Regions from separate parts of the Homo sapiens genome. Here region 2 is linked to region 1. A link is a loop called in an ENCODE intact Hi-C map of the cell type or tissue named here. Cell type or tissue: PC-3. All regions are shown on one strand. Links, peaks and the distances in the headings refer to the core of each region. The heading gives the core; the rest is flanking DNA. Region 1 has its middle 81 kb from the start of SEC61G-DT. Region 2 overlaps EGFR (epidermal growth factor receptor).

Region 1 (15,352 bases), core at 3,880-11,879:
ATAGAGTACTGTACATTTCAAATTGCTAAAAGAGCAAATTTCAAATGTTCTTACCATAAAAACTGTTAAGTATTTGAGGTGCTGTATATGTTAAATAGCTTGATTTAATTATTCCACATTTTATTCAAAATCATAACATTCTATATCCCTTACATTTACATAGTCTTCCCTTGGTATCCATGGGGAATTGTTTCCAGGACCCTCCATAGATCCCCAATCCCATGGATGCTCAAGTTCTTTATATGAAATGGCATAAGTAGTAGCATATAACCTACACACATCCTCTTGTATACTTTAAGTCATCTCTAGACTACTTGTAATACTTAATACAATGTGAATGCTATGCAAATAGTTGTAATGGTGCATTTTTATTTGTATTGTTTTTATTGTTGTATTGCTATTTTTAATTTTTTTCCAAATTTTTTTGACCTGTGATTGGTTGAATCTTGGGTGTAGAACATTGTATTGCTATTTTTAATTTTCTTCCAAATTTTTTGACCTGTGATTGGTTGAATCTTGGGTGAAGAACACACAGATACTGAGGGCAGACTGAGCAATTATAAACTGTCAATTTACAATTTACAAAAAGGAAAAGAAGAAAAAGACCATAACCTAGCCTAGTGGTTTTCAAAGTTTGTTTTAAGAAAATCAGGGATGGGAGGAGTTTATGTATTTACTATACTACAATTTTATCATTATTTCAGACTGTACTTATACAAAAAGCCTCAGGCTGATCCCTCAGGAGGTATCTGCGAGAAGGCATTGCTGTCATAGGAGATGGTAGTTCCATGCCTGTTATTGTCCCTGAAGGCCTTCCAGTGGGACAAGATATGGAGGAGAAAGACAGCGATATTGACGATCTTGACCCTGTGTAGGCCTAGGCAAATGCGTGTGTTTGTGTCTTAGTTTATAACAAAATTTTTTAAAGTAACAAAAAAAAAACCCCAAAAAACTTTAAATAGAAAAAAGCTTATAAAGAATATAAAGAAAGAAAATATTTTTATATAGCTGTACCATATGTTTTAAGCTAAGTGTTATTACAAAAGAGCCAATAAGTTAAAAATAATAAAAATGTATAAAGTTAAAAAGTTACAGTAAGCTAAGGTTAATTTATTATTGAAGAAAGAAAAACATTTGTTATAAATCTAGCATAGTCTAAGTTTACTATTTATAAAGTCTATCATGGCCCAGACCTTCACATTCACTCACTACTCATCCACTGACACCCAGAGCAACTTCCCCCGCTGCAAGCTGCATTTATGGGAAGCGCCCTGTAAGTGTACCATTTTTGAATCCTTTATATCTTATTTTTACTGTACTTTTTAATGTTTGGATGCACAAATCCTTGGCATTGTGTTACAATTGACTACAGTATTCAGTTCAGTAACATGCTGCATAGGTTTGTGGTCTAGGAGCAACAGGCTATACCACCATGGTGTGTAGAAGGCTGTATCATCTTGTGTAAGTGCAGCCTATGATGTTCACACAATGACAAAATCACCAAACAATGAATTTCTCAGAACATATTCCTTTGGTTAAGCAACACATGACTGTATTACTAATATGTTATTTGTCTTTTCCACTCTCATTTTGTCATGAGTGATTGAGGGGGGTTTGCAAAGCCTGCATTATGTATGACATCACAACAGATTGAATGCAAAAGCAGATAGAAGAATCCAGTTTTATTCTATTAACCTAGACATTAAAGAGATTTGCAAAGGCCAGGCGCAGTGGATCACACCTGTAATCCCAGCACTTTGGGAGGCCGAGGCAGGTGGATCACGAGGTCAGGAGTTCGAGACCAGCCTGACCAACATGGTGAAACCCCATCTCCACTAAAAATACAAAAATTAGCCAGGCATGGTGGTGCGTGCCTGTAATCCCAGCTACTCAGGAGGCTGTGGCAGGAGAATCGCTTGAACCTGGGAGACGAAGGTGGCAGTGAGCCAAGATCGTGCCACTGCACTCCAGCCTGGGGACAGAGCAAGGCTCCATCTCAAAAAAAAAGAGATTTGCAAAACTGTGAAACAATGCTACCCTTCTCACTAAATTTTTTGTTTAAAAAATGTAGTTTTGTAAAGAAAATTTATTTTACTATCTAATGGGTGTATTATTGATATTATTTAAATGAATTAATAAATAATTGTTTTAAGTTATCAGTTTTAATTTTGAATATAGAAAATATCAATACCTACAACCCACATAAGGAAACACTCTTTGGGGTCTCCAGTTATTTTTAGGAGTATGAAGGAGTCCTGAGACCAAAAGTTTTGAGGACTGCTGACCAAGGCTAAAAGGTTTAGAATTAACCAAATATTAGATAGTTATGCAACTTCCAACTCTGAAATTCTAAAAGATCAATGGTCAATTCTTGCCCATTTTAAAAAAACTATTATTCATCAGGCATTATTGATTCAAAACTAATTGTTTATAATAACTAAGAGGGATGTGTTTTTCAGATTGTTCTGAGGCTCTCTCTACATTTTTTAAATTACTATGTTATTACTTCCCCCAATAGTTATTACATATCAAGAAATTATATTAAGCATCTTAAATATGTAAACTCATTTACTCTTCATAACAACCAGATTAAGTAGGCAGCACAGATTTCCCTATTGTATATGGGAGAGAGCTAAGGATTAGTATGCTAAAGTGACTTGCCAAAGGTCATCTTGCTGATAAATGGTGGAACAGGGATTTCTTTTAACTAAAGTTTAGTCAATTTCAGTACCAGGGTCTATTTCCACCATCTTATCTTATTGTCTTTCAAGCTAGTATTATTGACTTTTAATGCCATTCATTATGATGTATTTTAATTTCTTATGTATGGTCATCATTTGCCTTTAGACCAATACCGTATACAAACGCTGACTGAACTGAATGTCCTAGCATCATGTTTGACCATGGAAGCATGGGTCCAGCTAATGGCATTTAATCATTCATTCATTCATTTGTTCATTCCATAAATATGTATTGAGTGCTACAACCTACCAGATGCTGATCTGTTTTGTTCAAACAGAGCGGACAATAAGCTCCACTTGCTTAGAGAGCTTACATTCTCATCAGGTAAGATAAATAATAAATACTACACAAAAGATAATAAATATACAAATCATATGGGGTGCTGGAAGTTATAAATTCTGAGGAATTCACAGAGCAGGCTAAAGAGAACTATTTTCGTGTGCAGGCAGGGCATGGCGGGGTCAACAACAGGGAGCCTGCGGGTTGAGTGGCATGAGTGAGGAGGAGAACAGGAGGAGACGAAGTCAGAATCACAGGGAAGCAGTGAACCTGCTGCCTCACACCCATAGGAAGAAAGGCCTTGAGCGAAAGGAATAGGATTTGTAGATGGCAGATGACATGGTATCACTTACATTTTGTAAGGATCACCTGGCTTCCCTGTTGAGAATACTGTGGACAAAGGTGGCAATTTAGGAGACAGTTTAGGGAGTTAATGCCAAAATCCAGGGGAGGCATGATGATTTGGCTTGGAGCAGGATTTAAATTCAGGGCCAGGGGTTTTATTTCACAAGTGGTGAGAAGGAAAGTAGTGAGAAGTGGTTGGATTCTGGATACATTTGAGAGGTAGAAGCTGTGAAACCAAGTTTCACCAAGGGACAACTCTAGGTATCATAGAGCAATTGATTATTACTAAAGTCATCCTTGTATCATGTCATCTACCCTAAAATGAAAGTGAAATGACTACTTTCTATTTATATTGTTTTATTTCTAGAATGCTTTGCTTAGAATCCCTTAAAAGTTGCAGGTATGAAAACTCTAGGAGCTGGTTAATAGCTGTCAATGAGTCATTACTACATTATTCATGGATTAAAATGAATATGTGGCTTAGGGCGATTGAGCTCGACTTAAATGACTACCAACAAGTGATTGACAAATGATTTAGGAGACTTCAGTCTGATAAAACGTTTTCCTAAGACTTTAAATTGACTTCTCAGCAATTTTTGCAGCTACTCAAATCCAAGTAAAATTGTTAGCCCTGTCTAGAGAAAGGTCAATTGCTCAAGGTCAAAGGCAAGTAAATACATAATTTAATTGTTCTTGTTTGCTCTGAGTTTTTTAAAAGGGCAGCCTAATATTGATTTGAATTAATTTAATGAGCATGTTCATTTTAAGAGAGAACTAATAGTGTTAAAAGAAATGATTAAAATCCCAGGAAGTTAAACCACCAGGGTTTAATTCTTACACCATTCTTTACCTTCAACACATTATTTAACCTTTGTTTTGGTTTCTTCTTCTGAGCGCAGAAATAATCATAATAATAACTATGCCTTACAGGTTTTGAAGTTAAGCGAGCTTATGCTTGTACCAAACAAACAATGCACAATGTAAGTGCACGATAAATGCTATTGTTATTAGAAGGCTACACAGAAAATGTCAAAGAAAACATCTTCATTGATGCCTAGTATAACACTAGTTCAGTAATGGATCAATTACTTCTAATCTCAATCACTATGAGGGCCATAAGGCAAAGGATTTATGGTTTATAGCTAAGAAACCCAGCAGTATTTTGTGTAAAGCAAGAAAAGCAACACCGTGATACTTACAATTCATTTATTGATATCTGAAAAATTTCCCTATCACTAAGAGTATTCCATTCATATATTGGAGAAATAGCACCATTCCAATCATAACTACAGTAAATATCAAGACAGATATTCCTTCCATAGGAAAAAAATATCTATGAAACTTAGATAATAGAAAAAAATAGAGGAACATCTTCCAAAATCTACATAATTTTCTAATTCATTCTTTTCTATCTAGTTCCACATTTGCCTTCTCTTGGAAAATACTTTTCCTTCACACCCTTGTCAGTTCAATATTTCTACAGAAAATACACCTTTACAAAGCAAAAGCAGATTCCTCTTCATATTAAAATTAGTTGTACTTTTAAAAAAGTTTTTGTTTTCTGGCTGTGTAAATAATGTTCTCCAGAAACAACAGAGAAAACTCTCAATGAGACCACATATTACATGTGTTTGAAAATCAGAAATAGCCCGGAATTTCCTGAGTATGTATTTATGACTGTCTATGTTTCTGCTATAAATACCCAGATATAATAAGTTATAGACATTATGTTGACATATTTATATGTAACATGCCATTGTGTACATGGCAATATTATTGAAATTATCCTTGAAAAATAAAAAAGTAAAACAACTAAACAACAACAGCAAAAGGGATGTTAGGAACGATAAACATGCTTACATGGGACCAAAGACAATTGCAGTGCAGTAAAGCCTTGATCAGGAAAGAAAGCACATTTCTCCTGAGCAGCTCCATGAATGTACAAAACAGTGGTGGTATCTTCTTTCAATTACTGCTGGTGCCATGAGCCAAAAGATTCCGAGTTTGTTTGAGCAAAGCCACAAAGGAACTGCTGTCAGGAATCAATTTCAGGCTGTGGAGAAAGCCCTCCAAAAGCCAAAGAATTTGGTCTCATGCAGGGTATGGGATTTTGAAGGCATATTTTGTAGTGTGGGAATGAGTTTATCCTGACGTGAAGGAAATGGGGAGTAAATGGGAAAGTATTTTTCCTATGAGCTGGCTAAAACTTCAGTAACCTGATGCTTTTATAAATCAATCAGATGCAGCATCCTGTTTCTTCACATGACTGTTTTTCTTAGATGATTAGGCCCCCTTACCAAATGGATTTGAGTTTTAAAACGCAGTAAATGCTAAGTCAATTCGGTTGCAACAACCAGGCTTTTGTGTCTGCCTGAGCTGTTTAGTTACCCTTGGTCCTTGTTCACTTGTTGAGGCCAAACTCTTTTCATTGTGAAAGACCAACAGTTTGGAGAAGAGAAGCTCAAATAGTACTTTCTTTCACCTAGAAGGTTATCGTTTGAAAAAGTCTTATTTCCAAGAGTAATATCTCCCTCTGGGTGCAGGAAAGCCTACAGTTTTCTGGACTCTCTGGCTTCCTTCAAGTTTGGCAGACAACCTGGTTTACTTTGCGTCTCCAGTACACATAGGAAATGGAGGAAAGAGAATAAAGTGCTTCTGCCAACACTGCTGCAAACCAAGGCCACTGACCTGCTGGCCTTGGCTCTGTGTCCTCCAGGGGGCGTGACATATGCACTTCAGTGTGAATGATGTGCAATATTGTACTGTAAAATCCCCAAAATTTATAGCATGTCTCTCTGACAGTTATACAAAAGTGACCTAGTGTGAAAACTGACATTCAGAGTCATCAAAACGTATGATACTAATGATACTAGTGGCTTTATTTTTTCCTCTTTAGAAGTTCTCAGATATTACACATACCCAGAGGAGGATTTGTGGTATTAATGTTTCCTGAAACGTGTTAGACCACAGAGCCCTTCTTCTGTGGAACATTATGAGACTAATGTCCACAAACTATTCTTTGGGAAACACTATTACCAGAATGCATGCACTTAAACGCAAATAAATAGCAATGCAAAGATGTTTGTCTACATTACCCTTTCAGCAAGTTAGAGAAAATTTTCAAGTGCATTGGTCAAAGCAAAACATATGACAAAGCATTGAGTTAACAATGTAAAACACTCAGTTAAAATATTTCTATTTCCCTTGGGATCCTCTAGAGAAATTAACAATCCATATGTCTACCAATTTTACTTTCAACTCTTTCTCTAACATCATAAACTGTTTGTGTCTTTTTGTCCTGAGTTAAGATGAAAAATAGAAAATTACTGAATGAGAAAGATTGAGTAGCTTCTCAGGGTGTCTCCACCACACTAAAACCATTAAAATGTAAAGTAAAATATCTGAAGTATCTGAAGGGACATCTTCAATGATAACATAAAGGCACAAAGTAAAAATGTCAGTGTAAAAATGAAAATCAGGAATTCAGTGAATATTTATGTAGAGACATGTTCCTCATCTCGTTATCTTGCATCTATACAGATGTTCTTTAATTTCCATTTAATTCTCGTAAGCTCTTGGAGTATGAATTTGTAATCCTGAAGTATTGAATGATTCTTATTTTGTTCTTTCTACTGTTATTCAGTTTTTTTCAATAGACATGCATTTTGTATAATTATGTGTAGATTGTATTTCTAAGCACCATTATATAAAATGTAGATTACAACAATTTTCTGTATCTCAATTGGGTACCATATATTTGCAGTTCTCTTGTTCCTAAAGAAGTTGGCAGACCAGAAGGTAAACAGCAGCTCTCTGGGTGGTGGGGACATGGCGGAATTTTGAAAATATTGTAACTCCTTTTAAATTTCAGATTTTATACATGTGTTTGTTACTTTTTCAACAGAAAAAAAAACATTTTTAGCTTTCAAATGTATCACAATCATTTTATGAATGGACTATAACGTCCAGATCGGTAGGGTGTGAATCTTAACTTCTCCTCTTCCTCTCTGTGTGGTCCTGGGCAGGTCACTTAACCCTCTGTATCTCAGTTTTCACATCTGTAACATGGGGGGAAATAACAGAATCTACTTCCATAGGCTGTTGTGTGGAATAAATGAATCAACACTTTGAAAGGACCTGGAGCAAAGTCAGTAGTCTGAAAATGTTATCCTTGATGATAATTATTTTTTAACTGCTGAAGTCTTTTATTGATGAATTTGGAAGTATACCATTATTAGAAGGACTTTCCCAAAGTAAACACTTTAATCCTGGAGGGGGGTAGTTCCTCAAAAATGTTGTACTGCAGCTTGGAATCTAATTCTGCTTAAATGTGGCTCTTTTGTCCTTGTTTTTCCTCTGACTGTGAGGTGCTGGGGGTGTGTCATGACTGCTGTGCCTACTGTGTTGCACCTCGCATTGTGTATGCAATAAACGTTTGTTAAATACATGGACCCAGGCATCAGAGAAGCCTAGGCGTCTTAATCAATGTTTCAGGGAACAAGGGCCTTGGTCTCTGCCCCAGCAGTTCTGAAACATTTGCACACTGCAGCCACTTTCCGTGAACTGGTGGGACTGCAGCAGTGGCTTCCTCAGTGTGCTGCAGCATCAGCATCACCTGGGAACCTGTTTAAAAATGCACATTATCAGGATGCACCCCAGGCTGACTGAATCAAACACTCTGGGGCTGGGGCCTGGCAATGTGTGTTCAAAACAAGCTCTGCAGATGAGTTTGACCCACATTAAGCCCCAAAGAGTCTGACACAGCAGGTCACTTCAAAGGCCCTGACCAAGCCCTGCTGCCAGGATGGCCACTGTGCCCACCAGAGGGAGGCAAAGGGCAGGGAGCAGAGGCAGGCGGCCACGAGGGAACACCCTGCAGCCCTGGCCAAGGCTGTCCCAAGCCAAGTGCAGATGCAGCCTGCAGATGGGAGGGTATCCCCAGGGTGGAGACCCGATTACTCATGGAAGCTGTCGGGTCAAGCTGGGGACACAGGGCGTGGGTGGACCCAGGGAAGCAGAGCCCTGAATGAAGATTGAAATATTGAAGGGGAACCAAATTAGATGTAGATCTAAGCCCGTAAAGCAAAGCACAGCCTATAAGACACAGTAAAATAATGACTGCAGTGTGTGGGACCCGAGTCAGATTTGCCTGTTTTCTCCTGGGGATCACCCCACCTCCCAGGGATCAACTGTGTTCATAAGCCCAGTTGCAGGACTTGTGTTTCTAATTCTTAACTTGACAGGTAACATCTGAGCTAGGTTTTGAAGTCATGTTCTTTCTCCTGTTCCCTCTTACTGAGTCCTTGGGTGTCCAGCAGTGAGAAGGTTGCGAAGAATACAGTGTTGGACTATCATCTGAAATTCTGCTTTCTACACCTTACCAAGTGCCTCCTCTGCAATCCGGGCAATGGTGCTTTAGTACCATCATGCTTATCAAATGAGGCATGGATGTGAAAGTCCCTTGTAAACTGAACTTTGTCCAAATGGAACCTATATTTCAACCAGGGCTCTCTGTGACTCAACTTTGCCTCCCCATGTCCCCAAGATTGGTCCACCAATTCTTCTGATAGATGCATTTATTTTGTGAAAGGTGATGCGGTTATTAGAACAGAAAATAACAGACTCAATTCCACCTTAGCTTCGTCAGTTACTAGCTCCATGACTCTAGGCAGATACTTACCCTCGTTAGCCTCTAAAATAAAGCAGAGATCATAAAATCTAACAGCGGGATTAAGTGGGAGGATAGGCCTGGCACACAACCACACTTGCTGCCTTTTTTTTCAATGACAAGACAACCGAGGTCAAGAAAGAGCTCAAAGAAGAAGCCAGTGATGAAGTTAAAATTTGTGCCGTTTCCCTGTTCGGAGTCCTACAGTGACGTCCCATCTCACCCAGAGTAAGAGCCAACATCATTAAAATGTCCCTTAAGGCTATTCCCTTAGACAGTTTGGGCTCTGCTATCCCTGGCCCCATCTCCTACTCCCTCCACCGCCCACCTCCCAAACCCCTCAAGGCACTGCAGCTGCACTGGCCTCAACTTTACCCAGCTATCACCCTTGGGGGAGGCCTTCCTTGCTACTTTACCTAAAGTTCTCACCCTCCCCAGTATATATACCCCTCCTTTTTGTTCTGTTTTTCTCTTGCATATCTTTTTATCTAATGCACAAGTTATTTTACTTATTGGTCTTGTTTATTTTCTCCTCCCTTACTACAAGTTCCATTAGGTTGGGGAATTTTTATCTGTTTTCCTTCCTTTATCCCCAGGGCCCAGAATGTTGCTTGGCATGTAGTAGGCACTTATAAATTATTTGCTAGATGACTCAAGATGAGAGCTCTGTCAATTATACTATAAAAATAACTAAGATTTATATAGCTGTCTGGATTGACAAGTGCTTTACATGCATTATACTGTTCTATCCAAGAGTGGATGTGCAATGATTTTGAACAAGAGTGGGCTAATTCAATGTATATAATTTTCCAAAACAATTCCTGTAAATCCTTGGCATTGTATTGGTTTTTGACTGGAGGAACATGCTTGAATGTTCAGGGATCATTTACAAAGGCTTCTGGTGTCTTAACTTTTGCTGCAGAGCGGAACGGGGGTGCTCTGGAATGTCAGTGTGGATCAAGGACACTGCAGTGGGAATTGGAGTTCACGTGGCGTGGGCTCCGTCAGCTTAATTCTGAATCCCTAGCTCAGGAACAGCATCAATGCAACATCGCAAATACACTGAAGTGTGAGGAGGCTCAGGGGCACCCACACCTACAATCCTTCATGTAACTCATGAAACTCTACTCACTCTGCTCGACAACAACCATTTAATTTGTTGTTAGAAACTTTAAGTCCTACCTGGCCTGGACACCTATTCCATTCACTCAGAGCCTGTAACATCTCTATGTGAAGGCAGGGCCTGGCCGTTCTGCTGAAAAGCAGTCTTCAGGCAACAAGGACGATTAGCTTATTTTCCACCAGCAAAAACAGTATTATCTATCGTTTTTGCTTTGAAATACAGAGATTTGTTTAACTGAAATATCCCAAAATATCTGACTAGCTTTAATCTTTAGTATTATAAAAAGGCAAAGAAAACAAAGCAAAACAGGCCTCAGGACTCTGAAAACTCTGGCACATGTGACACTAGAAACTCAAAATTCATCACGTGATGGAAAAGTTGTGCAAGATTCCTAAATTAGGGCTCTCTGGCCAGCGGTTGTTTTCTGAGAAATATTTTCAAAATTTCCATTGCTCATTACTACTGTAAAGTCCCACACTGGGATGGTCATCTGCTGGACACCATAAACGCATTCTGAGCTCTCTCTCGCACCGTATCCAATGCCCAGTTAGCGTTCCCAGGCAGGTCTGAGAAGCCAGCTGCCCCAGTTAAATGCTGTGTGTCTGGGTGCTGGGCACCTCAATGGCTGCGCCAAGATGTGTGCAAGGAATCAGGTTCTGGGTCAGGCCACTGGGTCACTTTCCTCAGGTCAACATGAAAGAGAATGTGTGTATTTGTGTGTGTGCGTGTAAGAAAGACAGCGAGAGAAAGTTTACACTTACTATAGCGCAGGCATCTATTTCCACTGGGAACAGGGTGATCGAGTGCAAGGTTTCAAACTACGTTCCTATCCATTTCTTAGGCCAGGGTGTTTTTGCCGCTTGAGGAGTCTTATCTGTGATCAGGCATGTTTCCCACCAGAGATCCCTAGACGTCCATCTCTGCCTCAGGGTTGGCAGCTATTCCTGTCGGTCCACCACTCTCTGCCTCGTGAATTTCTCAGGAGGAGGAGAAATGGGAGAGATTACTCAGTCTGCACCAAGGCACCACATTGCTAACATCACGTGCTGGGTCACAACCCGAGGATTCACTTTGTCCTGACTGCCTACCCTCCACTAAGCACAGCTGCACTGCGTGACCCCACTGAGTTGTTCGCAGGGTCTCTGGAAGAATGCTCACCCTCACTTGTTCACACCCCAGCCTGAACAAGAGGACCCCAGGATAATCTGTCTGCCCTTCTTATATTCCGAAATTGTGCCAGGAACCTAATTAGCATGCGGTCCTCATTGGCTATGTTGGCTGCTTACCCTTTTGCTGTCTATCAGTCACAGTTATGAACCCAGGACTTGCGGCAAATTCTTTAATTTTTACATAGCTTTTGATTTATTCATTGTGACACTGTGGAAAATTTGAATAATACAAAAAGGGTAAAAATAAAAGAAAATAAAACAATCAACTACCTAGCATCATTCTTTATTTGGCTACTTTTCCCAATTGCTTTCTGTATATTTTTTGCACAGTTGAAATAATTTAACATGTAGCATATTAAATTTTCTTCTTATCCTCATCCCATAAAATGTTTCCAAAGTAAAAAAAAAAAAAAGAAATTCTCAGGTACTATTTTCATGGCATCATAATATTCCATCAAGAAGTACTTGATAGTTTATTCAATTATTCTCTAACATAGGATATTTAGCTTGTTTCCAGCTGTTTCTGTGCAAATAATAATTAAATTTGTATTTAATCTTTGTCTGCCTTTCTGATTACATTCTTGTAATATTTTCTTAGAAGAGGAGTTATTAGAGATAGGAGTGAAAACCCTTTTTTTTTTCTTAGAGACAGCATGTCACTCTGTCGCTCAGGCTGGAATGCAGTGGCACCATCATAGCTCACTGAAACCTTGAACTCCTGGGCCCAGAAGATCCTTCCACCTCAGCCTCCTGAGTAGCTAGGACTACAGGTGTGTATCACCACATCTGGCTAATTTTTAAAACTTTTTTGTAGAGATGAGGTCTCAATATGTAGCTCAGGCTGGTCTCGAGCTCCTGGCCTCAAGCAATCTTCCCACTTTGGCCTCTCAAAATTCAGGAGTTACAGGTATGAGCCACCATGCCCAGGAAAACCACTTTAGGACCCTTTTACTCTGTGAAAGCCATTGTGATGGGCACTGGCTTCACGGAGTAAAAGGGTCCTAAAATGGTTAGGCAAAGATTCTCAGCCTCTTGGATACTATGTTCTAGCTAACTAGAAACTCTGTAAGTTTTAAAATAGGTATCTTTAGTGCAGGAGTCTTGCTTAGTGAATTGTGCAAGTTTTATTCAACACACATTTTTGAGGACCTCCTTTGTGCCAGGCAAGGTGTTAAGAGGCCAGCAAAGAGAGAGGCAGTTCGGCTAGGTGTGGTGGCTCACGCCTGTAATTCCAACACTTTGGGAGGCTGAGGCGGGTGTACCACCTGAGGTCAAGACCAGCCTGGCCAACATGGTAAAACCCCCCGTCTCTACTAAAAATACAAAAATTAGCTGGGTGTGCGCCTGTAATCCCAGCTACTGCCGAGGCTGAGGTAGGGGAATTGCTTGAACCTGGGAGGCAGAGGGTGCAGTGAGCCGAGATCGTGCCACTGCACTCCAGCTTAGGTGACAGAGCAAGACTTCGTCTCAGAAAAAAAAAAAGAGAGAGAGAGGCAGTTCACGACCTTGGCATTTATCCTCTAGCAGAGGGAGGTGCCAAAGGGATCTCACAAATGCAAGCAAGCTTCCTTGATAAATATGATGCTGAATTGCTGAATTGCTGCATGGCGTCAAGGGACTTTATGATGGACGGAACTGACTTAGGTCGGGGCAGTGAGGATTGAATCGGGATTTAAAGGAGGCAGAGGATGTGTTGCCTTGCAGCAGATTTGAGGGAAGTTGCAGAGATGGGGATGCAAAAACTCTGGTCAAAGACTGTGCGGTGAGCATGAGGACAGGACGGAAGGTCACTGTACAGGGCATGAAGTGAGGCAGGGGACACAGCAAACATAGGGCCTGGTGAGAGTTCTGAATTTAATGCACACACTGAGGGTGGGAGCAGGGTGGGTGGAAGTCCATAACTTCCACCAAGGACATTATGATAGGCAAATCAGGCGCAAGACTCTGCCTGCAATTAAACCATTGCCTATCAGCCCCAAACCACCTCTCCGCACTCCGCAGTAGTGATTTTCCGGCAATGTCACTGCCAACTCAATTTCTCCTTTGCGGATTGGTCCCTGTTCGCTTCCGCCACTGGGACACTGGACCAGGCACTGGGAGGCGGGAGGAGAGCCGAGGGGACTAGGGCTGTGGCTCCCTGTCCTTCCTGGTAGGGTCCCTCCGCAAGGACGCTTCGACCTGGCAGCAGCAGTTGGTCATCCTCTTCCAGCAGTTCCGGAAGCAGCGCCTCTATGGCCCCTGAGACGTCTGGGGCCCGCCCTGGGCCTTCAAACCCGAGCGGTCCAGGCAGAGAGAAGCAGACGTGCCGCAAAGGCCACATGGTGAGCTTGACGCTAGGGCGCCCCAGCCAAGGCTCTCAGCCTCCACTGCGTGTTAGAATCGTGGGCTCGGGGCCGGGCGCGGCGGTTCAAGCCTGTAATCCCAGCACTTTGGGAGGCCGAGGTGGGCGGATCACGAGGTCGGGAGACCAAGACCATCCTGGTTAACACGGTGAAACCGGTGAGCCGAGATCGCACCACTGCGCTCCAGCCTGGGCGACAGAGTGAGACTCTGTCTCAAAAAAAAAAAAAAAAAAAAAAAGGAATCCTGGGCTAGGAAGCCTGCAGAGTCAGAATCCTAGGGCAGGAGGCCGGCCCTGTAGAAACGGGTGGGAGCCGGCCACCCGGGATGAGACAGGGTCAGCCAGGAGCCAGGCCCCAACCATTTAGCTGCCGTCCAGGCACCCTCCGGAAGCTTCCCTGCGCCTGCTTTGAACCCATGGTTGCCAAGCGCGGTTACTCATGCCTGTAGTCCCAGCACTTTGGGAGGCCGAGGCAGGCGGATCACGAGGTCAGGAGTTCGAGACCAGCCTGGCCAACATAGCGAAACCCCATCTCAACTAAAAATACAAAAATTAGCTGGGCGTGGTGGCAGGCGCCTGTAATCCCAGCTACTCAGGAGGCTGAGGCAGGAGAATCGCTTGAACCCGGGAGGCGAAGGTTGCACTGAGCCGAGATCGCGCCATTGCACTCCAGCCTGGGGACAGAGCAAGACTCCGTCTCAAAACAAACACAAACAAAGACAAACAAACAAAAAAGAACTCATGGCTGAGAAATGCCGGCCGGATCTCAGCTCCTCTCGGCCCGCGTGTCCAGAAATCGACACGGATTCTAATCAGGGGTTGAGAGACATGAAGAGCCCACCCCCCTCCATCCCACCTGCCGCCAGCACCAGCCCGCACCGCTCTAGGAGCCGCCACCGCTGCGGCCACCGCTGCGGCTTCCCTCGCATGGCCGCAGGGCCTGGAACCAGTGCGCGCCTCGGATGCAGGCTTCGCGAAGATTCGGCAGCCGCAGGGCCGGGCGCCTGGCCACCAGCCTGCACTGCTCCTGCTGTGTTGTGCCAGCCTCAAGCCAGATTTACGTTGCTTCTGGAAAAGAAACGCGTCATTACTCATCCAGGCTCGGAAACAAGCGGCACTTCAGCCTCGTCGCCGTCCCCTGGCTGCACAGGGCGGGCGACTTGGGCCGGCGAGGCCAGGGCTGGACACGGTTCGGGATGAACGCTCCCTGACCCACGTCTGGCCTGCTGCCCACTCAGCCCTGCATTATGGAAGAGTCACTCAGCGTCGCTGCACGCCTCGGTGCCCCTATTCACAAACCTGCAGCCCAGTCCTGGGCTTCCTCCCCCAGATGGAGCAGGCAGGGCTCCAGGACCAGTCCTGTGTGAACCCCAGGCCAGCGAGGTGCAGTCCTGGCCCTCTTAGGAGGAGAATCCTTAGGATCACCTTCCTCTACTCTGCGCTTCTATTGAAAAACCGCATTGCAAGAGGGAAGTGGTGGGGCAGGGAATGGGGAGGCTTTTCTACTTTGTTTGAAATGGCATTACAGCTTCTCTGATTTTAAGAGTAATACATTATCATCGCAAAAAACTCAAGGCAAAAATAATTTCTGTGATATCAACTTCTAGAGATAATTTCTACTAGTATTTTATTGTATTTTTGAGGTACATATTATGAAAAGAGAAAGAGGATAGGTGTATTTTAAA
Region 2 (15,352 bases), core at 2,895-10,894, 250 kb before region 1:
GCCATCCACCAGCTAAAAGTTTCCATCAAAATTGGAATGAGTCTAAGTGCAGTTTTCACCTCAAAAATGACTTCCTTGTTATTTACAGTCCACAGATATGAACAGAAATGACCATTTCTATGAAAGAAGATTTTATGATAGGAAAGGACAAGGGAAGTAGGGCTGAGGCGCATCACGGTCGGGAGAAGGTCCTCATTCTGTTTACCATCACTGAGGACTGAGACGCGGGGCGAGCGGTGGGGAGGGAGGGCATGAATTCGCTCACACAGTCACCATGCCATTCATTGCTCACTCTACGATACTGATTTTTGGCTATAAATTGGCCACATTAGTGATTCCAAAACGAGGTAGAGTAAAAATGAACAGCACAATTCCCAACACAAAAGCAATTCCATTTTTAAAAAGCACAGAAAAATGATTTTCATCATTTCAAACACGGAAATCAGAACAAAAAAACATGGAAGGCAGTATCTATTCTCATGGGACATGACTGACAAGTGCATTTAAAGCTTGGTTCCAGCAGGAAGAGCTTACAGGCTTAGGCGCTGGAAGGAACCCAGCGGACCCCTGAGCTCATATTTTCTTCTAGATGTCAGTTAAGGAAATCAAGACAAACATAGGCTGAGTTTTCAAAGCCTCATTTCATTCTGGATTCTTTTGATTAAAATAGAAAGGCTCTTGTTTTGAAAATGCAGGGCAATCTAGGAAGAGGCACATAAAGTAGCCAATTACATGAACTCTGTCCATGTGGCTTTCAGACTTTAGAATCAATACTCTAATTGGTTATTCTTAAAAATGCTAGCAATAAAAAGCCCTCCAAATTCCTAATGTCTAATCCAATCTTGAAAGGGACAGATCTTTAGTAACATCATCAGAACCATATTTGTTATCTGCGAATTGCTGGAGATACGGTGCCGGTCCCACACCGCCCGCTGGCCCTGCCAGGAGCGGCTGACGCCGGGGCAGGCCGAGCTATCATTAGCCGGGCACAGGGATGATGTTCATCTGCCTGTCATGGTGCTCGGTGACATCTAATACTACGAGCTTGTTTTGATCTGGCGGAGAAGATATATGAAGTTGATTCCATAAAGCTATTTTGTTAAATAAAACAGCTTTCTTCAAAAACTGTCTTAACAATAATGTAATAAATATAGAAAAGAGGTCTAGGGAATGAAAATCAGAGTCATTTTATTTGCTGCATTTGTGGGGGTGGGTAAAATGTAAGAGGGTTGGGCTTTAAGCCTAGTTTTGATTGCAAGTGCCCTACACTATGAAATCACCAGGAAATTGGAGCCTGAATGTGGCCACTTAAGTGCAGGCCTCCAAGTGAGGCAGGGACTAATACCACTGATGCAAATCTTGCCAAAGTAATTAAGGCAAATGTTCAACCTGACAGGGAGCCACCCAGTCTCATCCTCTAGGGCACTCCTGGGCTTCTCAAATACATTGTAGGACTCAGCATCTAATTGAATTTTCAGACCAAATGCAAAAGGAAGGGAGGGCCGGTTTACAAAATTTCACTTGCCAATATTGTGCCGCAGAGCCTGTTTTCCTCCCCATTCTGTCCTGAGCAGAGCAGGAACCACAAGCAGCATGGAAGAACAGAGGTAGCCCGCATTAAACAGTTCTCTGAAAATTACAGCCTGCTATCCATTAAGCAGCTGTACAATCAAGTTAGTGGGCTGCAACCAGAATTTTTTTTTAAGGAGATAGAGTGGACTAGGAAATGCTAGGAGTAGATTAATCATTAATAAACCTTCATTAGAGCATGTATTATTTTGCCAAACTTTAGTTCTCTCTCTTTAGTTATCTCTCTCTCTTTCTCTCTCTCAGGGTGTGTGTGTGTGTGTGTGTGTGTGTGTGTGTGTGTGTGTGTGTTTACAGTGGGTCAGGGTTTGGATAAGTTGCTCTACGAGATGCCCTCTGCTTTGAAATCCTCTGAGTGTGAGTCTCCCCAGCTGCACACAGCTCCTCTGAGGCTGAAGTATCCTGCCAGCAACACAAGCCTGCCATTGTTTAAGTGCTACTCCTGGGCCCGGCTTGCCACTAGTCAGGACCAGATTTTAGAATGTAGTAGGGACTTGTATTGTCAATTAATGGAACTCTTTCCACCAATAGCTTCGACATGACATTTCTCAACTTATTCAACTCTCCCTGGCCTTACTCTCTGGAAGGTAACCAGGAAGCCTGTACTGTCGAAGGGAGGTGGGAGGGGTGTGGATAACTGCAGGCCCCACCCCCAACCCAACTGTGGCCTCCCCACACCCAGATGTGGCCCCCGCCACCAGCTATGGCTTCGCCTCTCATTCCCTGGCTGGTTACAAATCTTTGACTTACACATCTTTCACTGCATTAGGAACCACTATCACCAGAACCTTTCAAGATGGTAGTTTTCATCACTTTTTACCCCATAGTAGATAATTACAGATGAAAGACTGACTTATTTATCATATTTCATCATTGTAGCGCTTTTCCTGACATGACTGATCCTTTTCATTCAAAAGGCCCATTTTGCAAAGTTGAGGGCATCCTCTTTCAGAACGTGAAATTGTGCAAATCCAATACAAAACAAAACTAGAAATCGGGGTCTTTAAATTAGAAATTGGGGTGAAAATATTGTCACTATCACTTGCCAACTCAGCGATCTTGCACACTGGTACCTCTCAGGGACAGCTGAGAAGTCAGATGAGGTCAGGACAAAGTGCTAAACACAGTGCCTGACCCCCGGAGGAACATTGTATGTCTTGAAAAAGCAAAGTCACATTTAATAACAATCTCATATACAAAAGTATATTGTGTACATCATAAAATACCCAAATATAGGTTGGGTCCATCAACATCAGAATGCATTTTTCAGTTCTTCATGGTTAAAATGAGGATTTCTTCCACAAGTAGGAGTATTTCACTTTTTACTAGCCTCATTCCTGAAGCCAAGATGATTGTCTTTAGAAGAAAGATGTTTTTAAAATGATAAGATATATTTTGAATTTCCAAACAGTTAGTTACATATGGCTTTCTCAACAGACAAGCCTGGCCATTTTTTGGCATCTCAGGCTGTATGTCTGAGCTCTGATTTTCAATCAGGGTTTAGTACGGTATTTTTTAAGAGATTAGGTGAAACTTTCAGGTCATAAGATTTATGGTTTTAGTAAATCATGTGCTTTCTACCCTTTTAAATGCCTTCATGTTATGCTTTAACATCTATTTTGTTATTATATCTGAATCCTAAATAATATGGCCAAGTCAAGAAAATCTACACATAGGACCTTGAAGAAGATTCATGTGGCAGCAAAAGACCCAGGGTCTGGGAAGGGGCCCGAGGTCAGGGGCTTTTTGGCTGTGTGACCTTGGCTGGTGGCCTTTGTACTGCCAGCTTTTTCATCAGCACACAAGCGCTGTGTACCCTGGAGATCATTTGAAGTTCTTTAAAAAACAGAAAAAGGACCTGGTCATCAAAACTAAAAATGCACGTACAGCTCCTGAAAACATGAAGCACTTTGGGAAGCCGAGGTGGGTGGATCACGAGGTCAGGAGTTTGAGACCAACCTGACCAACATGGTGAAACCCTGTCTCTACTAAAACTATAAAAATTAGCTGGGCGTGGTGGCACGTGCCTGTAATCTCAGCTACTGAGGAGGCTGAGGCAGGAGAATCACTTGAACCCGGGAGGCAGAGCTTGCAGTGAGCCCAGATTATGCCACTGAACTCCAGCCTGGGCAACAGAGTGAGACTCCATCTCAAAATAAATAAATAAATAAATAAATAAATAAATAAATAAATAAATAAGTAGCATCACCTAGGCTCACATAGGTGAATTTGAACTGAATGAGTCCTTTGAGCAGCTTGTATTGACAGGAAAGAGGGCATCCTGCATAGCTGGTTAGAGGGAGGCCCCAAGAAGCAAATCCCGTGTGGTGGTCTCCAAGCCTGGCTGGAAAGAAACATGGGCTCCGGCAGGTTAGGGAAAGGTGAGAGGTGGGTCTGACTTTTGGATCATGTTTCAGACAAACCACAATGGAAAACACATTTTTGAGACAACTGGAGATGTGTCAGTAGGCTGGTTGTTGGGTAACATAAGAGATTTATGGCTAATTTTTAAGTTCGATGACAGCATTGTGATTATGTTTTAAAAATCATGCTTTTAGAGATTCATAACCATGAAACGGAGATAGTGTTGTGTGAAAGGATGGGATTTCTTGGATGAGACATGACTGGCCTTAAAATAGTTCAGAAATGGAAGGACAGATGTGGAAGAAAACAAACTTGATGATTTGGGGTTCTGGATATATATTAAAACTTATTCAAATAACTGAAAATTTAAAAATTCCTCCATTGAAAATCCTATTTGAATGGCACCCTCTGCCAGGCCTCCCTAGCAAGCCCTCCTTTGCGTGCACAGAGAAGTACGTATGAACAGTGCCCAGTGTACGGGCTGCAAAGCCCAGAACAAGCTAAATCCCCTTTTTAGTGACAGCCTCACAGAAGATGAGGGAGCCATTACATGCATAGGCTGACTTACACGTACTTCAGTTCAAAAAGCTCTCAAGCAAAGTAAAATTAAGTTAAAAAAAAGCAAGAGGCAAAACAATATGTATGAATGACATAAGCTCATATATACAAAAATATAAACAAAACCTAAATGATCGACCTTTATTTGTACATATATTTGTATGTATGTAAAATACACAGAAAAAATGCTGGAAGGATTCTTCCACAACTCTTGACAGTGGAGTGAAAGCATGGTTCTTGCTTTTTACCCTCTAATTTCCTGAAATCATTATACTTTTTACAAAGAGGAATATTTTTGCATGATGTACGTAAAATACAGCCAAATAAATAAGTAAGTAGAGACAAAAAATGATGGAGGGCGTGGGAGATGAGGCAGGGAGGCTGGATGGCCAGTCTCCAGAACTTGATGTTTTCATCGTCAAAGGGACAGGACTGAGTTGGATAACATTTTGGTTTCAATTGCGAAGGCCTTTCATTCCAGAAAGAAAACAGTGTCAGCATTACAGCCATGGGTTGACACATGGTTAAGGTCCCATTAGCAGCACGATGGAAGCTCCCCTGATAATCACAGGGAAAGCCAAATGACGGGAAAGGTCGCATGCCCAGAGGAACTCCCCTGTAATTTGTATTGTAATGAATTATTACCTTAACACAAGCATGTGCCAGGCATCTAATTTGCAAGTGCGGATGCCTGGCAGTTGACTTTAAAATCACTCTGGAATTATCCCTGTATAATCTGAACAACCAGAAGTGTGACCAGGGCTTTACCAAAAGGGAGTTGCACAAAAGGGTAAACTGCAGACTGGGAAGTTCCATGAACATGGAGGTACTGGACGCACCACGCTCTTTTTCAGGAAGAAGTCCTACACACATTTTCTGCGTCTGTTTTATAGACTGGACTGTGCACTCTTTCATGGGGCTCTTTGTGCGAAGGGGGCCTCCCCCATCCGCTCCTACCTTCAGCGTAGGGCCAAGTCCAAGTGGAATACAGCCTCTGAAAACATGGCTGCTTCTCACACTCCTGGGAGCCAGACCACTGCTCCTTTCCATGTACCTCAGGCTTTGTGGGGGCTTTTTATTCAGGTGGGAGAGAAATGGGCACTGGGGCAGGTGTGGTAGATGCCAAAGAAGTGAGAATGTGTGTGTGTGTGTGTGTGTGTGTTTATACCCTGAATTATATCAGAATGGAAGAAAGGAAATAGTATGTCCATCTGTTATCTCCTCTGTGGGCCTACCTCAATTAGCCACCAACACACATACACACCTGTGCTGCCTTTGATGAAGGAATTAAGAAGGCCCAAAGTGACTCATGTCACTTCCTTTCTGTGGCCTGCAACTCCAAAAGGAGAAGAGGAGAGGACGAGGGAGGGTGGGAAGGCCATTGCTCCTGGTTCCGGGGTGCCTCTCCCCTTGCCTGCTCAGGTTCCTGTAGGCCTCAGCTGTTGGTCAGTCCTTTCCACATCTTCGAGGAGACTCTGCCTGACAGGGCTGGCTAGAAGCTGGGTGCCTGGGTGTTCATGCTCTAATAAACCCAATCGGGAAGTTTCCAACTCATCACAACATCACAAAGAATGTGCAAGAAAATGCCGACTCTCTTATTTCTCCTTCAAAGTTTGATTAATGATTCTAGGAGGAACCAGAAATCCTTGGTGCCAATCAAACACATTTTGCCATACCTTTTAAACATTTTACACACAACCCATGTTTCATGAAAGCATGGCTCTTATCCCTTCGGGTGCATAGAATAAGACTGCCGGATAGAATGTTTCTGAGACCTGCTCTCTAATATTCTAACTCAGTAGGCCCTACGCAGGGCCTGAGAATGTGCATTTTCAGTAAGTGCCACTGCTGATGTTGATCAGTTCTCTAAGAAATTCTGGGTTAGCTATGGGATTATAAGCATATCCTCAGAGTACAGGTTTTTTTTTTTTTGTTTTTTTTTTAACAATTGAGAAACTACTTAAAGTGAACCTAAAATGGTGTGAGCCTGAAGTGCTTGCTGGGCAGCAGACAAGCTTTGCCAGCCTTGTGTTCTCAGTGGAAATGCAGCATCCGAGCCATCCTCTCTTCCCCCCGCTTGTGGTCAGCTCTAAATAGCACACTCACAGCGCGGGGGGAAAATATTTTTCCCTGTTTCAAGTGGGCAGTGGAAGTAGTGAAAGCCTAAGTAAACTCTGACCAGTAGATAATGGGCCATTATAACTCTGGATGACTTCCTGAATGACCCTGAAAAATGACTTCTCATTTCCTGCCTGCAGAAAAGAGAAATATTAAGATAGTGTTGTGTGCAAAAAAATGCAAGCTTGCAATGAGAGATGCAGAGCGTGAGGGAGAGAGGCACGAGGGGGTGGAGAAAAAAGACAGAGAATTTGAGGTTGACTCACGGCTTTGAAGGGAAAACAAGAAGAGGAAGAAAGTCTGTTCTCCCATGGGTCGTCAAACCCCACACTTCACACATCTTTCCCATGGGGCTGCCAGCTGCCGCCACATCACAGCTGTGCTGCCACCCAAGTGTGCCGCCTCCACAGCGGGAGCGACCTAAGCGTGGCCACCTCTGCCTCTGGAGGGCCTGCCTGCTGGCCAGCGGTGGCCGCCCCAGACCCGGGTGACTGGGCAGCACAGTAGCCCGCCTGGGCAGGGCATGAAATTAACGAGGCAAAAGAAGCCACAGAGAGATGAAAGCATAGAAGAAAAAAAGTCACCCTGCAGCTCAAATTAAAACAGAAAACTCTGCTGCTATACTTGGTCTTATTCCAAGAAGCTGCCAGGAAAGAATTGACTCACAGAAAAGCCACAGCTTCATTTTTTCCCATACTCAAGTGATATGTCTTTCCAGGGCTTTTTTCTTCAAAGGGAAAGGGAGCAAAATAACCTCACTTTTCTGCATTACCATAGACTATCTTATATAATTTTTTTACAGCCTGTAATGGCTGGTTGAGATACCAGCTGACAGTGTAGTGGATGAAGGCTCCGGGGTGCAAGCCCCTGGCTGTCCTGGCCAGCTCTTTAACTCGAGCAAATTACTTACTCTCTCTGAGCTTCCCTTTCCTCGGCAGTAACATGGAGGTATTGAGCAGAGAAATTGTGAGGCACTGTAGACACGAGATAATTCACAAAAATTGCACGGCACGGGACCTGGCACATAGTCAGCACTTCACAAACAGTGGCTCTCATAAGGTAGTTAATAGTGGTTTCAAACTATGTGTCAAATCTAAGGGAGGAAGAGGGGCTTCTAGGGGGTGGGGATGGGAGGGAATGTTCCAGTACAAATCTTGGTATTGTCAAACTTGGGGCAGCATGCTCAGGAGACAAAACACGGAGGCACATCTGCACAAGCTCAAATTCTACTTCTGCCACTGCATCAGTTGGGCCACTGTGGCTCCTCATTTCCTTATTTTTAAAAGAGCTGATGTGAGAACGAGCTGATTTAATGTGTAAAATACCTAGTGCCAGCAGACAGAAGGTACCCGCTACACACCAGCTCTGTACTCTGCCTTGATCCTTCGCAATTTTCGTTAGCAGAATTCCACCACGCACTACTGACTTTATGGTATGGCTAAAACCAGAATTCTAAATGTTCAAGGATTCTTGTGCAGTTACTTCAGCAGGAGTTTTCAGAAAGTGGGAGAAATACTATTTATGAAGCACCACCCATGTGCTTTAGTCTTTCTACATTGTTAGGTTTTCATGATAATACTTTAGAGATAAGAACACTCCTCATCTCATGGACAACGGAACGGGCTCTACAAGAGGGCGTGCACAGTGGACCTGGGGTCTGACGCCCACCCTGCTCTCTGCACCTGGAGCCCACCAGCATCCTGCTCCCCATGCTGCCTCCCCTGGAAAAAGAGACACATGCAAATGATGAAGCATGCAGGAGCCACATGGAGGTTTTATAAACTTAAAAGGATTTACATGAATGCCTCAGAGAAGGGGCAACCCAATGTCAACTCTGATACCCCAGGCATGATACCACTGACAATGTGTCTGCTGGCATCAGTTGGAAAACAATGCAAATATCCTTCATGTGATTAAACACAACATGCCTGTGACATTGTTTTTTTTTCTAGCCAGGCTGACTGTTGTCCTGTAGGCTTCCAAAGGCTGCTGGTGCCCTGACCTTCAGCTCCTAAATTACCATCTGAAGGACAAGGACTGGGGAAGGGAAGGAGAATTTGCATTTGAGCGTACCATTCCGTAGGTCATTCCAGAGAAACTGTGCCTTCCTCCCGGTTGACTCTCCGCTCACTGAGTGTGACAATATGCCTGACTATGGAAGATCACGGATGGGGCTGTACTGCCCTGCTACCGAGAACCTGGACAGAAGACAGCAGGTGAGCCCTGGAGGCTGGAATGAATGGCTAAGAGCATCTCAGGACTCCACTTCTCTGAAGGCAAAATCCAATATGCCAAATTCCTCTTCCTAATAAAAGCCCTTTAAATATTTGAAGACAGCTATTATAACTCCTCTTAGTTTTCTCCCAGATAAATATCCACATTTGCCTTCATCCGTCACTTGACTTTTCTCAAGTGTCTTCCCCATCCTCTGACCATTCCAGTTTGTAAACATTCCTCCCAAGTGTAGCCTTGTAACTGAACTCTTCTAATCAACAGAAGCTTGTCCAGCTTTATTATATCTCTTAATGCAACTTGACCCAAATGCATGATAAATATCAGTCCCATGGTTAGGTTATATGGCAAAGTTGAAGTTGTGCAGATGTAATTAACATCCCAAATCAGCTGGTTTTGATTTAATACAAAATGAAGTTATCCTGAGTGGGCCTGACTTAACCAGGTAAAAGCCATGAAGAATGGACTGAGCCCTCCTGGAGGCACATGCTTTCCCACTGGGCCTGGAGAAGCAGGCGGCCATGCTAAGAACTGCTTATGGAGAGGGTGGCCTCTAGGAGCCAGGACCTCAGTCCTACAGCCTCAAGAAACTGAATTCTGCCAAGAACCCTTATGAGCCTGGAAGAGGACCTGGAGCTCCAGATGAAAACATACTTTGTGAGTCCCTGAGAACCCAGACCCTGACCCACAGAAACAGAGATAAGAAGTGTGTGTTGTTTTAAGCTATGACATTTGTGGTTTTGTGTGCCAACCTCATAACTTGGGCTTACATCTCATCATGGTAAGCCAATCTCTATCTTTCATAGGGGCATTTGTTAAACCACCTTTCTTCCACTCAGGATATTTGTTACTGATTTGGCCTTGACCCTGTTATTAATAAATTCCCTGATTTTGTTCCATTCATTTGGGTCTGTATTTTAGGATCCCAATCTTGCTAACCTATATGTTCTAATCCCTTCCTCTTGATTTCTTGTATTCCAAAAACCTGAGGCACTCATTTAAACTGGCCAATCATTCCCAGGATGTTACTTCTTGACTCATCAAAGTAATCAACAGAGACAATGGGTTTCATTTTACCAAAAACTTCCAGTATATTTAAACATTAATGCATGTCTGCATTATATTAGTTCACATATTTTTAAAACACAAATTCGACTAATAAGTAGCCATTTTTTTTCAGGAAGAAAAAGATTCGCTTTCTTCAGTAGATGCAGCAAAGATCTCCCCTTGGCCTGAAAATAATTTAAAACCATGATATTAATTGTACACACATGCGCACAGTGTGCCTCGCCATGTGCCTGTTTTGGTTATACTGCAGACAGGCTTTCATGCCCTTCTAAGAGTGACCAACCATGTGTTTTCTCATAAGACATTCACCAAAGATGACATTCAGCAGAGAGGTCTAGACCACTGACGTCAGGCGTCTGTTACAGTCCTGGATGAGGGAGGCCACAGTGGAGTGAGTCAAGAAGAAAATCCCAGGGAAACCCTTTACTGGAGTTCAAGGCTGAGTTATTGTCTAAAGAATACCAAGGAAGTGAACATGATGATTGAAATACATTCTGGAGATCATATGCTTCAGGCTGTCAGCGATGCTGGTGACATTGCCATGGTTAATGCTACTAAATAAAGTCAACGTCTCCAAGAACGAGTGCATAAATTACTATGTGTCATCAGTTGGATTGTTCAATAAGGTATGTTCAAGTCCTAACCTCCAGCACTTGTGAAGTAACCTTATTTGAGAATGGGGTTTTTGAAGATGTAATGGAGTTGAAATGAGGTCTTACTGGTATAGAGTGGGCCCTGATTCAGTGATGGGTGTCCTCATAAGGAGATGGAAACACAGACACACAGAGAGGAATGTGAAGGCACAGAGACAGACATGCAGGAGAACTCACTGTGAGGATAGAGGTGGAGATCGGAGTTTTGCATCTACAAGGCAAGGAATGCCAAGGGCTGCTGGGAACACCAGAGGCTGGGGAGAGGCCAGGGGCATCATCCTCAGCAGGTTTCAGAGAGAGAGACTCTACTGACACCTTGATTTTGGACTTCTGGCTTCCAGAGCTGTAAGCAAATAAATCTGCAGCTTCTTAAGCCATGGCAAGGATGGTGATCTGTTAGAGCAGCCCTGGGGAAGCCACACACTACGGCTGCCCTGCACGAGATGTCTCAGGAGGGTCTCAGATGAGGCTGCTGCCCGGAGCCACAGGGACGAGTGGTCTATTGTATGTCTACACTGGAGCGAAAATGAACCATGAAATGAAAAAAATGAAAACCCTGGGTAATAATCCTTATGAGACAGGAAGAAACAAGAAACAATCATAGTAAGATGCTGTCCTGCTTTCTCCCTTGGGTGGTTTTGTGTCTAGGCAATCTCCTTTTTAGCCTTGGATGCCACCCACTGAGTTTAAATACAACTATTGCTGTGAGTCTCCAAAAGGCTATAAAGTCACAGGTAGGAGACAAGGGAAACAAACAAGCCAAAACACCAAAGCTGCTTATGAAGAAAATGTGGGCAGGGGTGGGGTACAGAGGGGAGGAAAGGAAAGGGAGGGGCATGTAGGATTGTGCATCCTTTACAAGTAGGAGGTGTTCAAGGACTACCTTTTTTCTCTTTGAGGTATCAGGAATGACCCAAGTTCCTTCACATATCTGACACTCTAACAGCTTTCTCATCCTGATATCACTTGGTAAGATCAAATAACTTTGGTTTGATCACTGATCCACTAATGTCCCCAGTTACCTACTTTGTACAGTGAGAGGAAGGCCCTAGATTGGGATTTCAAACTGTGGGACACCACCCAGCCTGCATTGTGAAATCACTGGAGTGGGTCACAACCAGCATAACAAGGAACAAAAAGAAAAATAAACAGAAAAGAATAGACAATATCAGAGTGATATCGTAAAGGCAGTATTATGAAAGTTTAGATACAGCTGTATGTGTGCCATGATATTAAAATGTATTTCTTACTTTGGTAAGGTCAAAAATGTTTGAAAGCCACTGAAATAGATGTTATCTGGGAAACTTTCCTGTGCTGCTTTTTGTGAGCCTATGATTAGCTCCAGAATTCCTTACAGAGTAAATTAGAACACACTGACAGCACGTTTTGGAGAGAGAAAAAAGCTTGCAAATAAAAAAAAAAAAACCAGTCTAAAACAATCTCTTCCTGTCACAGACACTGATGAATTGTGCAGTGATGGCCCCTCCTCGCCCAGGGTTAGTGGGTGATTTGGTAATAGCCTGCTTGTCCTGGGAGCACGGAAGGATGGTTTTGCTTTAGCTATGGAGAGACCGAGGGGCAGAATTCAGGGGCTGCTCTCACCTCTGCACGATGGCAGGTGGCTGAGGACAGGTCAGCTCAGGCATCTCAGGCTCTCGCTCACAGACACCACACTTTACCACCTGGCCTTTGTCGGGAGTCTGCAACACTCATTGCGAAGAAGAAAGCCAGGTCCAGTCTAAACAAGACTCCTTCGTGGCAGCAGTGTGAACAGTCTAGGAAAAGATGCAGTTACCCTGCTCAGCACAGCCCCCTCCAACCGTCCACAGAATAGAGTATCTCCGTTACGGTGTGTGGCCCTGGCCCAGACTGTACCAAACAATACAGTTCCTTCTGCCGCCAAAAGTCCATGATTGATAATTGCCCTGTTAATCATTTCCATTCTGATCTGCAAGGAACCCTGCCAAAAGTATGTTTCAAAATGCTTTCTGTTCAAATTAAATTGCTGTTGTTTTACATGAGGAAAAATACTACCTGGGAAAATGTTTGACAAAAATGTGGCAATTAAGTGCACTTTTGAAGCACTTAAAATCCAGGATTGAGCTTTCAATCTTTGATGTGCACCTTTTGCAGGGCATTTCTAAGTAGTATAGTGGCCAAAAGGAAGCTTTATCATCCTGACTGGCACCCATACGTCCTGATAAATGGCTAGTGTCACTAGATCACCCCTGGGTCCTAGTTGTACAGGGAGGGCTATCCCACACCTGTCCCCACCACATCCACGACAAGTGAATAACATTTATTTTATCTTATTTTTAAATTTACATAAAGAGACAGTATATATTTATGGTATACAACATGATGTTTTGATATATGTATCCATTGTGGAATGGCTACATCAAGCTAATTAATGACTGTATTACTGCACATACCTTTTTTTGGTGTGGTGAGAACACTTAAAATCTACTCTCTTAGCAATTTTCATGTATACAATACATTGTCACTAACTACAGTTACCATGATGTGCAATAGATCTCTTTAACTTATTCCTCCTGTCTAACTGAGATTCTATGTCCTTTCACCAAATCTCCCCAAGCTCACACCTTCCCAGCCCCTGGTAACCACCATTCCACTCTCTGCTTCTCTGAATACAATTTTTTAGATTCCATGAAGGAGTGAGATCATGCAATGTTTTTCTTTTGGTGCCTGGCTTATTTCACTTAACATAATGTCCTCCAGGTATGCAAATGACAGGATTTCCTTCTTTTTTTTTTTTTAAGACTGAATAGTATTCCATTGTGTATGTATACCACAAGCAGTGACTGGCAGTTACTAAAAACAAAACAAAAAGAAACAAAAGCTCCTGATTATTATAACTATTAAGTCTTGACATTGGCTATCATGTTTTCAACAAATGGTGCCAGAGCCACTGAACATCACAGGCAAAAAAAGAACCTTGACCTCAACTCTTGTGCAAAAACTAACTCAAAATGGGCCACAGATTTACATCTAAACAAAATACTATGAAACTTGTTGAAGATGACCTAAGGGAAAACCACAGGACATACTTTGGTGCAGACTTCTCAAACCTGACACAAAAAGTATGATCCATAAAATAAAAAAATTAAAAATATATTAGACTTCAAAATTTAAAACTTTTATTCAGCAAAAGAGCCTGGTAAGAGGTTGGAAAGATAAGTTATGGACTGAGAGTAAATATTTGCAAACCACAGATCTTTCAAAGGCGTCATATTGAGAATATAAGGAATGCTCAGCACATACAAATGCCCCTCCTGGCAAGAGCCTACGTGTGTTCAGCTCTGCTGCAGACACCTGGAGTGGCGGGACCCTGGATTTTCACGGACTACTGGGCTTGTTTCCTTCCTTTCTGTCCTCAGGTCTTAAGGTTCCGTGGGAATGATGAGAGCTATGAAGCCAGCAGGCCCGGGCCTAGGGTGGGGCACGTTCTTGGGCCCAAAACTTAAGACGGCAGCAAAGGACCCTGTCTTCACGATAAACCGTGCAGTATTTTGAAAACGAACAAACAAACAAACAAAAAAACGCCATAAAATCCATGCTGAACAAAATCTCAAAATGTAAATGCAGACAAGACCCAGTGCGTGCCTGTCTCAACCATCACTCCAGTCCTGGCCCTGGAAGGAAAAAAATTCAAAGAACACGTATTTGGGAGAAACAAAGTAAAATGTGCAATCCTAACACAGTCCATTTCTTTTTGTAAGTGCTTCTCACCACACCTTCAGCACGCACAGAGCAGGCCGCAGCTCCTGCATCTTCAGCAGCACGCCGACCCGCCCCTCTTCCCCGCTGCACAGGCCACCTACTCTGAGTGTGCATGCCTGGCTCTGGGCGGAGCACCTGCTCCAGCTCTGCAGGCCGCCCACACCCCGTGCCTGGCCTCTCCTCTTCTGACCTTTCCTTCCCCATCTCGAGTCCCCTGGTGGTAAGTTTTCCCGCCCCCGCCCAGCCTTAGCGGGGCTTTCCCTCCAGCCTCAGCCCATGCCTGCCTCATTCCAGGGCCTCGCAGCTCGAGCCCCTCCTGGCTCCTGAAGGCTGTCCCTGCTGCCTGCCCGGCCCACGGGAGAGGAATGGACGAGAACTCCCTGAACTTACGTTCTCTTTTCCCTTCTGAAGCCAAACGGAATAGAAGTACCCGCCTGCTCCCTGGGGTGGGGAAAGAGGTCTGGAGGGCCCCGGGCACCGGGAGTCTCCACCCCAGACGCGTGCCTGGCCGGAGACAGGGGAGTGGGGGCTGCATGGGGAGTGGAGAACCTGAACTTTCTGTCTCAGCAACGCCACTCCACTGCTCCATGGAGAAAGTGGACGCTCTGGGGACATGCACAGGATCCGCGGGCTGCCCAAACCATCTCAGGATGTCCCCTCTCTGTCCTCCTGAGCACAGCCACAGACCGTGGAGTCACCACAGCGTCCACTCTCTCACCAAAGCGACTGGGCCCTGCACGTGGGATCTGCATGGGCAGTAACTCGATCCCACAGATGATCAGTGGTGGTGCCCGTGTGGCCCCCACCCTGACAAGTGCACGTGGACATTTTCCTGCACGTGCGGAAGGACGCAGGTCAGTCTGGGCAGCAGTTCCCCACGGGGGACCAGCTCAGAGGGAAGGAGGAGGACGCACATAAACCCTATGCACCGAGGCATCCCAGGGTTGGTGCAGCTAGCACACATGCTTTAGGAGTGACAAACACGAAGTGAAAAATAGTGTCTCTACGTGGCGTGGTACCCTGGGGATGGG

Evidence for each region. Peaks named below come from ENCODE experiments on the same cell type or tissue, not always from the same donor. Only the 100,000 strongest peaks of a DNase experiment are listed, where the experiment ranks them.
Region 2: it touches region 1 in a loop (2.4-fold over the local background); 3 of 110 quality-filtered maps call a loop at or near these places.

The regions. Positions count from the first base shown.
Region 1 is chr7:54,832,640-54,847,991 of GRCh38, reverse strand. No RefSeq gene overlaps it. Among named protein-coding and RNA genes, the nearest start is that of SEC61G-DT, 81 kb to the right of the region's middle. RefSeq lists a silencer at 13,484-13,675. In PC-3, for the core only: CTCF peaks have their summits at 6,083 (motif pointing right) and 8,171 (motif pointing right); DNase peaks (open chromatin) are centred at 5,511, 8,241, 9,321 and 9,631; H3K4me3 peaks cover 511 bases; H3K27ac peaks cover 5,191 bases.
Region 2 is chr7:55,078,374-55,093,725 of GRCh38, reverse strand. The region is part of intron 1 of EGFR (epidermal growth factor receptor); the gene reads right to left. Among named protein-coding and RNA genes, the nearest start is that of EGFR, 67 kb to the right of the region's middle. In PC-3, for the core only: no CTCF peak of the experiment used is centred there; DNase peaks (open chromatin) are centred at 6,765 and 7,235; H3K4me3 peaks cover 1,585 bases; H3K27ac peaks cover 3,355 bases.